Linked DNA regions of Mus musculus: region 1 is linked to region 2. Evidence: chromatin contacts called from ENCODE Hi-C or POLR2A ChIA-PET data. All regions are on one chromosome and are shown on one strand. Each heading gives the region's core, a stretch centred on a gene start or an enhancer-like site at or near the end of the contact. The rest is flanking DNA. Distances are from core to core; before and after follow the strand shown.

Region 1 (5,197 bases), core at 2,499-4,998, 98 kb after region 2:
TGGCTGGCACCAACTGGACCACATCAACTCTCTGTCCTGTTGTAAGTGAAGCCGGTGTCCCAGCTTACACATTGTGGCTGTCACTCGGATGGGTGTGGAGGCGTGGCCACCTCTGTGTCCAGAGCCACTCAGTCCCTGCTTGTGCCTCAGAGACTCATTCCCTGAGGTGTGAGGGAATCCATCGTTCACCAGCTGCGTGCAACGGGCAAGACCCTACGCCCTTTCCTCCTCTGTTACACAGAGATAAGAACTCACAGAGAAGCTGTGTGGAGGAAGTTGTTCATCCAAGACCTGGCGGTCAGTGTGCCTGAGCTCAGGACAAAAGATGGGTTCTGCATGGACCCTTCTCCTCCTCCTCAGTGACCTAGTGTCAGCCAGCCGGAACTGGACCCTCCCTGACACAGTGGCCGTCCCTATAGACACAGCTGCTGAGGCTTCCGGTTGACGTAACTGCTTGCAGATACCTTATTGTCTGATGGCTTTTTAATTTGATTGCACAGATAGGCCCTGCCTGGCTGAGTCTGAAAGACTTTTAGTAGCTAAACACAACCTGAATGCTCCTGTTATACACCCAGAGGCCACACCTTCAAACTTAGCACAGCAACAAGAAGCTGGGGCACAGGAAAGATGGGACTCTCCTCTGCACTTTTCTGTTCTGATGCTTTTAAAATTTTCACTTAGGGGGGGGGATAACCTTCTAACGCTAAACATTCTCCTCAGGGCATGGCAGTCACCTGAGGTGGTGTGCACGCTCGCTCTCTCTCTCTCTCCTTCCCCTGCTCTTACTCCCACCCTGATGCCTGGCTGCATAGAGCCTGGGGAGCCAGGTCCAGAGGCATCTTAAATGCGCAGGGAGGAAGGCAGCCGCAAACGTGGGTATGGTTAATAGGATGCAGCTGCAGTGGCTTTCCCAGCTGGCCACACTTCAAGAAGATTCGATGCACAGCAGAGCCATCCTTGCCCCCCTTCCCATCCCACCCACCTGTGGCTCCTCCCCAACACCCGCTTTCACACCCTTCGCCCCCTGCACACTCATTCAATGGCAGCGGCAGCGACAAAGATCCTGTGCAAGCATCTTGGAATCTGAGACATATGCTGCCTTCTCATTTGCAAGATCTCTTGGGGGCAGGAGATGGGGATGGCTCGGTGTTATTGGCAAGTGGGGCCCTGGGTTCCATCCCCCCACCTTGCAGATGTGAAGAGGAGACGGGAAAAGAGCTCCCTGGTAGGGCTGCAGGTAATGGTTGGTTTTCCCAGGGGAGATTCCAGCCCTTTGTTTAGAACATGGCTTTCAGTTACATCTTTAGCACTGGGTCTGCTGTTCTGTTGAAGTCATTGTAAGGAAGAGCAATCAGAAGCAGTCCAGCACTGCTTTTATTTCTATCGCTGGCTCACATGTAGGTCTGTGTCAGTGAGATCCTCGCCTCCTATTGGAATTCTGATGTGCCAACCCCATTTCCATGATTTTACATCAGTATTTTTAATTACAGTAGTATGTTTAACTCATTAGTAATATACCAATGTTTATTAAAATGCATGTAAGTGGACTTTAATTCATGAAATTATCTCTCTAACTTTGGCCATCTAGAATGTTTCCAGTGTTTAACTAACTGATAGAAAGAAAACACAATAATGAATGTGCATGTGTGTGTGTGAATGAATGTGAGTGTGAATGTGTGTTTCTGTGTGTATGTCTGTATCTATATGTGTGTGTGTCTATGTGTGTGGGGGGGTGGGTGGGTGCATGCATGAGTGTGCATATGAATGTGTGTCTGTGTCTGTCTGTCTGTCTGTCTGTATATGAGTGGGTCTGTGTGTGAGTATGTGTGTCTGTATGTGAGTGTGTATGTTTGTGTGAGTGTGTGTGTGTGTATGTGTCTGTGTTTAGACTAGAGGTCAATTTCAGGGTATTCCTCTGGAGTTGTCCACTCCATCCATCTATCCATCCATCCATCCATCCATCCATCCATCCATCCATCCATCCGCAGGGTCTGAACATGTAGAACTCTATATGACCAGGTTGACCTTAGGCTCCCAGAGGGCAACCTGCCTCTTCCACCTCCCTAGTGTTGGATTAAAGGTGTGCACCACCAGGGCCACCACTTCATTTTTTTCACGTGAGGTCTCTAAACTGGTCCAGAGTTTACTAAGTAGATGAGGCTGGCTGGCCCGCTAGCCCTAGGAATCTGCCTCTCTACTCTCCCTGTCCTGGGATTTGGAGCAGAAGCACTGGGCCTGGCTTTTTAACACAGGCTCTGGGTATCAAATTCAGCCGCGTTCTTGTTCCTCGAACATTTTGCCAGTTGCACTGTTCCCCAGATCCCGCAGGATGGATTTCTACCCCCACTATGCTTCCTTTCTGTCATGTCCTCCCCTCGGTGCCATTTTCCCAGAGGGAAGCTGGTTGGTCGGTTTGAAGAGTTTAAACCTTCCTGGCTCCGGTGACGTGACACACACAGCCATGTTTTTCAAGCAGTGTTGACTCCCTTGGCTTCTGTGCCAGAAACACATCAGACAGGTGGGTGACTGAAAGCTCAATTCCTTGTCTTTAATTCACCTACAGAAGGGGAAATAGAAGGTTGGGTTGCTGGGTGGCTGCCTTTTAAAGTTCTGGCTCTTTATGACTTGACTGTGTGTCCTTCTGGTGGGATTCTATCTCGTCGTCTGGAGGAGAGACAGACCCACTGGCCAGCAACCCTCTGAGCAAGCATCCAGGCCCTTTGCCCCTTATCTTCAGCAAGGCCATGCACCGCCAGCCTCCTCTGCCCATGGCAGTTGGGTTGCTCCCCTTGGCTCTGAAATAACTCCATCCCCGCAGATTGTGTGTGCGTGCTGCGTTGCAGCAGTGAGATTTTGGCTTGAATTGGAAGAGAGACAATTTTTTGAGGCATTCTTCTGGGGAATAATTAGGAAAAAGAATAGGTAGTTGTCATCGGGAAGCATGCCTAATGGTCTTTCATCTGCCGCTTACCTGGGGCCGGGGCTTGCTCTCAGCCTCTGCATGGGCGATCTGTTTAGGATTCACAGCACACACGTGTTAGTGTGCTAGAGTTGTGTAACAAATGAGCACACACTGGATGTTTCAAAGCCACAGAAATTTGTTCTCCCACATTCTGGAAAGTTGATACACAAAGTGAAAGTGTAAGTTGGCTGTGTTCCCTCGAAGGCTTCTCTAGGGGAGAATCCTTGCTCCACCTTGCACCCTGGCTTCTGGCAGCTCCAGGCAGCCCTTGCCATTCCATCTTGTCATCGAGTCGTTCCAGTGCCTTTGGCCATCTTCTTCCGCTATCTTCCCTGTGTATGTCTGTCTTCTTCTTTTATTAGGCACCAGTCATGTGGCTTGGGACCCACCCTCATCCACTGTGACCTCGTCTCCATGTAACTACAGTTGTACTAGTAAAGACTCTATTTCCAAATAAAGTTTCATTTTGAGGTTCTGAAATATGAATTGGCAATGGGGCACAGTTCCACCCAGAGCACCATGTTTCCTGCCTTCTGGGATAGAGTCAAAGAGGAAAGGAAGAGGCTGGGAGGACTCAGAGTCTTCCAAGAGGTCTCGAGAAAGACAAGGGCAACTGTCCCTTTGATAGTCACAGGGAAAGGCTGGTACTCCAAGCGAGAGACTAGCCTGCAGGTCTAGTACAGGTGGCCTGCCCTGTACAGCTGACTGTTAAGGTGCCGCTGTCCTGTGCAGGGCTAAAGACTGATAGGGAGCCAACAGGTTTGGAGTTAATGGCCCCAGCTTCAGTAGCTTCAGCAAAGGCGACTCCTTGCCAAGAGCTTCGTCACTTGTCTGTAAGCGTGGGGGAACCCCAGAGGCAGACATCAACGTGTCCAAGTTGGAAAGTCAAACTTGGAGCACCAGACACCATAAGAAAGCATGCTGGCATGTTATCTGTAGCCTGCAAAATACATTCAGAAGCGTTCCAGGAAACTGCAGGGCAGGGGGTGAATTCCCCAGCAGTCAAGGCTGTGACTGAGAAAACTTAACCGCTCAAGGCTCGGCATGACTTCTGCATGGAGGATGCGAGATATGTGTTGCAATGCTGTCTGCTTTGTCTCATCGGAGGGGATATAAAGTGAATTTATAGGGGCTTTCCTGGGTCAGCTGCCAGCTCCTGCTCTTTGAACCACTTTTCCACGTAGTCTTGAGTTTCTCTGTTATAAAATTCGACCACTGTGGGGCTTTAGAGATAACATATGGTTAGTCTGGGATGTGGGCTGCTGCCCTTCATGCTTTATGGTCAGCCTGAAGTAGCTTTGTCACGTCTGTTAGCACAAGGCAGATTGTTATGTAAAGAAAAGGCTTCTAAAAAAACGTTCAAGTCCCAGATTGCATAGCCTACCTCTAAGAATCTCAGTGAACTCTACCAGTGAATCTCTAAAATGGCCTTTGATTAATATTTAGCCTTTAAGAAACTTTTTAGCTGGCTTTTAATAATTTAAATTGCATTTAAATTTTAAAGTCCCCTTTTGAATATGTCAGTTCCCAGAAGAAGAAGGTAACATCTAAATAATATAAGCCCGATCATTAAGATTTTAAAAAGGGCTTTTAACTTATACCAGGACAGAAATACTACTGTTCGATTAAATCTTACACGTTGCTGCTGTTAGCTGGATCTTCTCAAATGGGTCAGAATCTTGAAAATATTAATACTTATCCTGAAAACGTTGCTGTGCTTATTTTTGAAAGTAGTCTTTTGGAGCTGTGAATTTACGCATAAAGTTTACTCGTTTTAAGTGCAGCGTTCTACGGATGGGGCCAAATTGGCAGAGCTGGGCAGACCCCCTCGCTTCCCTGCTCCCCAGTTCAATTTATGTTCTCCATCATGCTAGCAAGAAATCCAAGTCTGTCAACTGTCACTCCTGGTCCCCAGTCCTGCCCTTGTGGCAGACTCAGAGCCACTTCCTGTATATTTACTTCTTTTGTACATATGTAATCTCTAATAATTTGAAACCATCCTTGGTTTTATGTTAAAAACTTGGTATTTTGGGCTATTTTGCAGTCACCATTTGAAGCCGTTCTGTGGGTCACACCGGTCTGATGGCTTTGGCTCAGAGCTGAGCTCAATCTGAGTGGGGCTCTTGCAGGACTTGAGTCACCAGCTCACACATAATTCCACCCAAGACCTGGCCCATCTGTCAGGCTCAAATATTAAGACGCTTCGGAGAGAGCTGACGGGTCTAGCACGTTCTG
Region 2 (5,695 bases), core at 1,681-4,180:
GGGCTAAGATGACTTAGTTATTTAGTGAGATGTTCCCTGTTCTCAAGCCTTGCAAAGGGCACCATTCTAGAACAACATCTTTCAGCCTTTGAGTTGCAACCCCTTTTGGGGCTGCTTTGGAATACCGGGAGACACAGATATTTACACTGCAATTCATACCGGTAGCAAAATTGTAATTATGAAGTTCCAACAAAAATAATTTTATGGTTGGGGATCACCACAACATGAGGAGCTGTATTTAAGGGCTGCAGCATTAGGAGGGGTGAGAATCTCTGTTCTAGTAATGCTGCTTCACCTCGTCTGCAAGACACATCCAAGGTACAGCCCTGCTGCCCATCGCAGTAGATAAACAGCAGCTGTTGGTGTAGCCCAAGTGCTTTAAGGCACCAAAAGTAGGGATTCTCTGTCATTGCCATAGAACCGTGCCTGTCTTAACAGATATGTTGGGAAAACAAAGCTGACTTATTTTATTTCGCTGGAGCAGAGACTGAACCCAGGACCTCATGCACGTTAGCCAAGAGCTCTACCACTGAGCTAAAGCCAAAGCCCAAAGCCTGGCTTTAGAAGCAGTCGTCTTACTTTGGGTCATCACTGAAAAGATACAATCTTCTTTTTTTTCTCCACATCTTATCAGTTGATTGTCCTTTTTCTTGTCAATGTCAGTAAGGTAGCACAGGCAAAGGGGAAATAAGTTTTTGTTAGACCAGGGACAGAAAGAAAGTGGAGACTTCCTTTGCAGTTGGTAAGTTTACAGCTTGACATGGGACTAAGAATCAGAACCTCTCCACTGACTACAAGTATGCTGTGGACAGCAGGGTCATAGCCTGTTGCCATTGGCTATGACCGTACACCTGAGAGGGTTCTACCTTACCTTCCTAGTCTAAGAGATAAATACCTCGCCATTTGTGACTTCCACCCGCTGTGTGCCAGTTGTACTGGGTATCAGAGTGGGATGGAGGGAGAGGAAGTCACCTTGATCCTTCAGGAGAGTTCTGTCTATAGGGCACAGTGGCTGGAGGTGGGGTCGGATCTGGAGCACAGAGGAGGAAAGAGAAGCCCAGTGAGAAATTAGGGGATACTTCCTGGAAGACGTGGCAAGTCACTGGCACAGCCTCTTCCGATTCTGTATGTTGGGCCAACCCAGATTTTGAGGATGCAAGCATGGATACCTGGCAAGGCTCTCCGTCCTTCTCCGGCACATGGTTCAACTCAATCTTCCAAAACCCCCAAAGACTCACATTTCTCACGTCTTCCTTGGGTGTGTGACTACCCAAACTGGCTTATTATGAATGTCCAGGCTCAACAGTGTGGTTTTCTGCCTTGGGCAGAAAGATGATGGAATGAAAGGCATGCAAATCCCTCTTCATCGTGCTTTGGTTAAAGAAGATAATGGCACGCCTGTAATGAGCAGCCCTGCAGGCCCTCTGGGGGATATGCCCCTACAAGGGGTCCATCCTCCCACCCAGTGCACTAGGAGGAGACTATACAGCAGTGCCTACTCACATCATGTGGGGACTCCCTGGGGAGTGGCTTGTATTGGAGCATGTATATCTCGGCCACCTCAGCAAGCAACTCATTCATAAAGGAGCAGCAAAATAATACTGGCTACATAAATATCTCCCTGTAATTGACTCTTGTCTGAATCACAGGAAGCCTGCGGACTTTCTCTGCTGAAGGGAAAACTTCAGGAGAAGGAAGAGGAGGTTTGGAGGCGTTTCTGGATACATGTATCAGAAAGCAACTTGTGAGTCTGTCAAATGTGAGGGGAGGATAAGGCCCATTACATTCAGATTCGACAAGAATTTATCAGTGCCCCTGTGAAGAGACACATTCAAAGGTACAATGTCTTATGGAATCCAGCATTCTGTAAATGCATTTAATGGTAAAGTAGAAAGGTCAGGCTTTACAATAACCCTGCTTTCCTGGCATAAAAGTGATCTCCTTATCATTGACCCGCGTCCACCTTATTGATCCTTGGCCACCCAAATGCATGGAGCTGAGCATTTAACAACATTTTACACAATGCAGGTAAGCAGCGCCATCTTTCTCTCTACCTGCCAAGGCTAAGCTGGCTTGGATCTCCCCCTCCCAGCCTCCACTCCCAACACTTTGTTGGACTTTTAGGGGCGTCTTTTCACATCCGTCCGACTGATTCTCATACACTTCGAATAAATTACAGAAAGCTGTACCTTTTGGTGAAACAGTTTTAAAAGCTACAAACCCGCTTTGCCCCGAGGGGTGCGGGTGAGGGCACGTGTCAGAAAGGCTAGCAGCGGCAGTCACCAGATCCTGGGATGCCGGAACAGTTTCCCTAACCTTGACTTTAAGTCCGCTCTCTTTAACCTCTTTGCAAAAGCAGCCCTCAAGCTGAGCTGTCCTTTGAAAGAAAAACGGAACTGCCCAGTTTTTGATCAGTATGAGAAGGGCATCCGCTCTTAGGGGAGCGTGGGGCAACTTCCCCTGCTAAACCGCCCAGGGATTGTAAATGGTCGCGTGTCAGCAGGGCTCCTGTTTGCCTCTGTCACCTAACCTGCTTCTCGCCACACCGGAGAACGGGTGGCAGCACTACAGCATCTTATTCATGGTTTTCCCCCATCCCGGTTGTGTCATGGAAACGTTCACGCAACCTCGAGACAGCGGCCCAGCTCCGCCCAGGGACTGAGGGCTTTTGGGACCCTGCGGGAGCGTGCTGCGCACTCCGGACTCCCCGGGAAACAGCTGGACGCGACCACGTCTCGGGTAGGGGCGGGGGGAGGCGACGCTCCGCCCCGGCGCGGCCCCGCCCTCCCCGCTCGCCGGCGCCCTCCCCTCGCCGGGGGCTGCGAGTTGCGTTTGGTAAAACCCAGCCCTGGAATATATAGATCACTGGAGCGCAATGAAGTAGCTTTTGGCGAGGGAGGGAGGGAGGGGGGCCTGGACAGTCACAGAGGCCAGTGCACGGCGGCGGCGGCACCTTCCTTCTCGCATCCCGGTCGCCCGGCCCGTGAGGAGGCAGCGGCGGCCGCAGGCGCCAGCAGAGGAGGCGGCGGAGCATCGAGCAGAGGCGAGGCGGACCGGCAGGAGCGCGCGGCCGGAGCCACGCATCCTCACACTTGCACACCAACTCCTGCGCCTTTCACCCTCTAGACCAGAGTCGGGGCCTCGGAGAGCCTCGGTGAAGCTAGCGGGAGCCAGCTCCGGAGCCCAGCCAGCTCTGTTCTGAGCCTCCCCGGTGCTGGTACCCCCGCGGCGGGGTCCCCGCTTCTGCGCTCGGGACGCGCCTCCCGGACAGCCGGGTCCCCGCGGCCAGGACAAAGCCATGAAGCCGGCGCTGCTGGAAGTGATGAGGATGAACAGAATTTGCCGGATGGTGCTGGCCACTTGCTTCGGATCCTTTATCTTGGTCATCTTCTATTTCCAAAGTATGTTGCACCCAGGTAGGGGGCGCGTTAGCGTGGTTTTGTTGGATATTTTCTCCTCTCTCGCTCTGCTTTCTGCTTCTTCCAACCTCACCTCTTCCCTTCGGCCTCTTCGGGGCTCTTTACTGCCGGGATCCGCGGGTCACGGAGTTGGGATGGGAAGAGAAGGTGCGCTTCCTCTTCCTCCCATCTCCAGGCTAGAGGTTGAGACTGCAAGGAGAGACAGCGGCGCGTGTTGTTGCCTCCTTTTTCTTTTCTTTTCTTTTCTTTTTTTCTTTGTGTCTTGTCTATTGGCTAGGTGGCATAGAAAGGTAGGGCTTGTTGGAAGCTGCCCGGGTTGATGGGAAGACTACAAAACTCTGTCCGGGTTGCTGCTGAGGGCTGAGGTGAAGCAGGCGCTGGCAGCCGGCTGTTCTGCGCCAGGCAGCGCTGCCTCTTCCTGGTTGGGGACCCCCGGGCGAGTGGTGCACGCCCCGGCTGGGTAGTGAGTCCCTGCAGCCGCCTGGGAAGCCCCAAGCCCAGCTACCACGTGTTCCAAGCTCAGCAGCAGAGCAGGTGTGGGGACAGAGTGGGTAGGTTCCCTGCTCTTCTCTCCATCGGGGGAGATATTTTGCGAAAACACCCCAGGGTCCAGCACGGTGGTGACTTTGCAGCTGTTGCTCCTGGGCCTGGTCTACCATCTCCTGGCCCCAGACCCCCCAGCTAGGAACTCCAGAGCCTTTGGGCTGCACTTTGACCATCAAAGCTCTTGGAGATACTTTGTGCAGTTTCATCCCTTCTTCTTGGGTTCTGAGCATTTAGAGACTTCTGCAGCACAGGAACGAATCCTTCCTCACGTCTTCTCTGGCTTAGGCTAAATACCAAGTCTCCTATCAGGATAGGCAGGGCCTAGGCACCCCTCATCCCGGGGGTCCAGAAGGAAAGTTTGGTGCTAGAGAAGAGAGGGGCGCCCTGGAGTGCTCTGGCCGGGCTGTGCTGCATGGTTTAGAAGCCCAACAGGTAGGACTTTCTAAGACGGTTCTGTATGTGGCCACCCAGCCTTAGACTTGGGAACCCCTTTCCCCATTTCTTCTGGATCAATAGACCTGTACTGGGTCACCTTGACATATTTTGACTCCTCAGAGTCGCTACAATAATCATTTCCTTTCCTAATAGCAGGGAGGAAGGGGGTGGGGTGGAAACACGTATCTTTCCAGGGAAATAAGGCTGTTTTTTTTTTTTTTTTTTTTTTTTTTTTTTTTTTTTGCCTCCCGCCTTCTTTACGTGTATAGCTAACACTTTCAGTAGACTCAGCCGCGAATTCATCAAGCCAGACAGAGCCGTAAAGCTGTTCCTTGCATCAAACAGGCAGGGATTCCTTGACAGCGCAGGGACAGACTGGCCTCTCTTCCTTTTGGGGCTCACAACAGTTGTTAAGGAGGTCTGGCTGCCAAGAATATGGTCTTGTGCTACCCGGACACCCCAGCCAGTCCTGGTAAAAGATGGCTTTTGTTTGCAGCTCATATTTTTAGTCTAATGTCAGCAAACTCCTTACTCAAACCTGTGGTTGTGAAACTTGTGAGAGAATTTAAAAATGGACTTTGCTGGCATTCTGGGTTGCAAGAGGGTGGGACCAGACACACGGGCATCTCAAGAGTGCCAAGCTCCAGGGGCCACCCAGAACCAAGCCAGAGGGCTAGAGGACAGGCTGGTATGCAGATATAATGAAGCTAATGCTGTTTAAACAAAGGGCCCAGTGATTTGGTCTAGACTTCAGAGCTGTGTTCAGGCCTATTCAAGTTTTGCTGGGATGGTGCGTGCCCGGTAATTCTCAGCAGAAGTGCTTAGACCAGGAGTGTATGGAAGGAATGTACGTGAACCTCTGTGCACCTGTAAGTTGTCCATCAGAATTCCCTTAGCATGAATCCTGTGGTGAACTACGAAATAAGCTTTACTCAAGACACGGAGGAAAAAACTCACAACCTGTAGCCAGGGCCTTGCGTTTCCAGCTTTCTAATCATCAGAATTTAACTTATCAATTGACTTGGAAGTGGCTGTAGGGTTTTTTTTTTTCAGTGTAGCCTTCTGGAACTTTTAGCCTTGTCCAAGCCTGTGGGTCACTGAATACTGTCTTTGATCCTGCTGGGCCCTTCCCTTCCTGGTCTCCTTTCTTTTCACTAAATGACATTTGTTTATAATTCATATCACCAGGAGCCTGCTTTTGCTGAGCCCTCTTTTAGTGCCAGGCAAATGCAACTTTCAAGACATCGACCTGGATACGAACCTACAGACGTTTGATTGAAAGTTCTTACTTGAAA

What was found. A loop is a pair of places that touch in the nucleus more often than their neighbours do. ChIA-PET counts read pairs that join two places held with the same protein, here RNA polymerase II (POLR2A).
Region 1: a map of heart shows a loop between it and region 2 (6-fold over the local background). The contact joins the enhancer-like site here to the promoter of Chst11 in region 2. A Hi-C loop is called at or near these places in 4 of 37 maps with a recorded cell type or tissue (Patski and heart). POLR2A ChIA-PET finds 5 or more read pairs at or near these places in 1 of 5 experiments (embryonic stem cell).

The regions. Positions count from the first base shown.
Region 1 is chr10:83,080,228-83,085,424 of GRCm38, forward strand. The region is part of intron 1 of Chst11 (carbohydrate sulfotransferase 11); the gene reads left to right. Among named protein-coding and RNA genes, the nearest start is that of Chst11, 97 kb to the left of the region's middle. Within about 2 kb of position 3,749, at least 1 of the 3 ENCODE cell types and tissues checked has a DNase peak (open chromatin) inside an H3K27ac peak, as active enhancers do; it is heart, where a contact is called at or near this core.
Region 2 is chr10:82,982,567-82,988,261 of GRCm38, forward strand. It overlaps Chst11 (carbohydrate sulfotransferase 11), which reads left to right and starts at 2,931. Exons shown (of 3, transcript NM_021439.2): 1 at 2,931-3,416. The coding sequence starts at 3,299.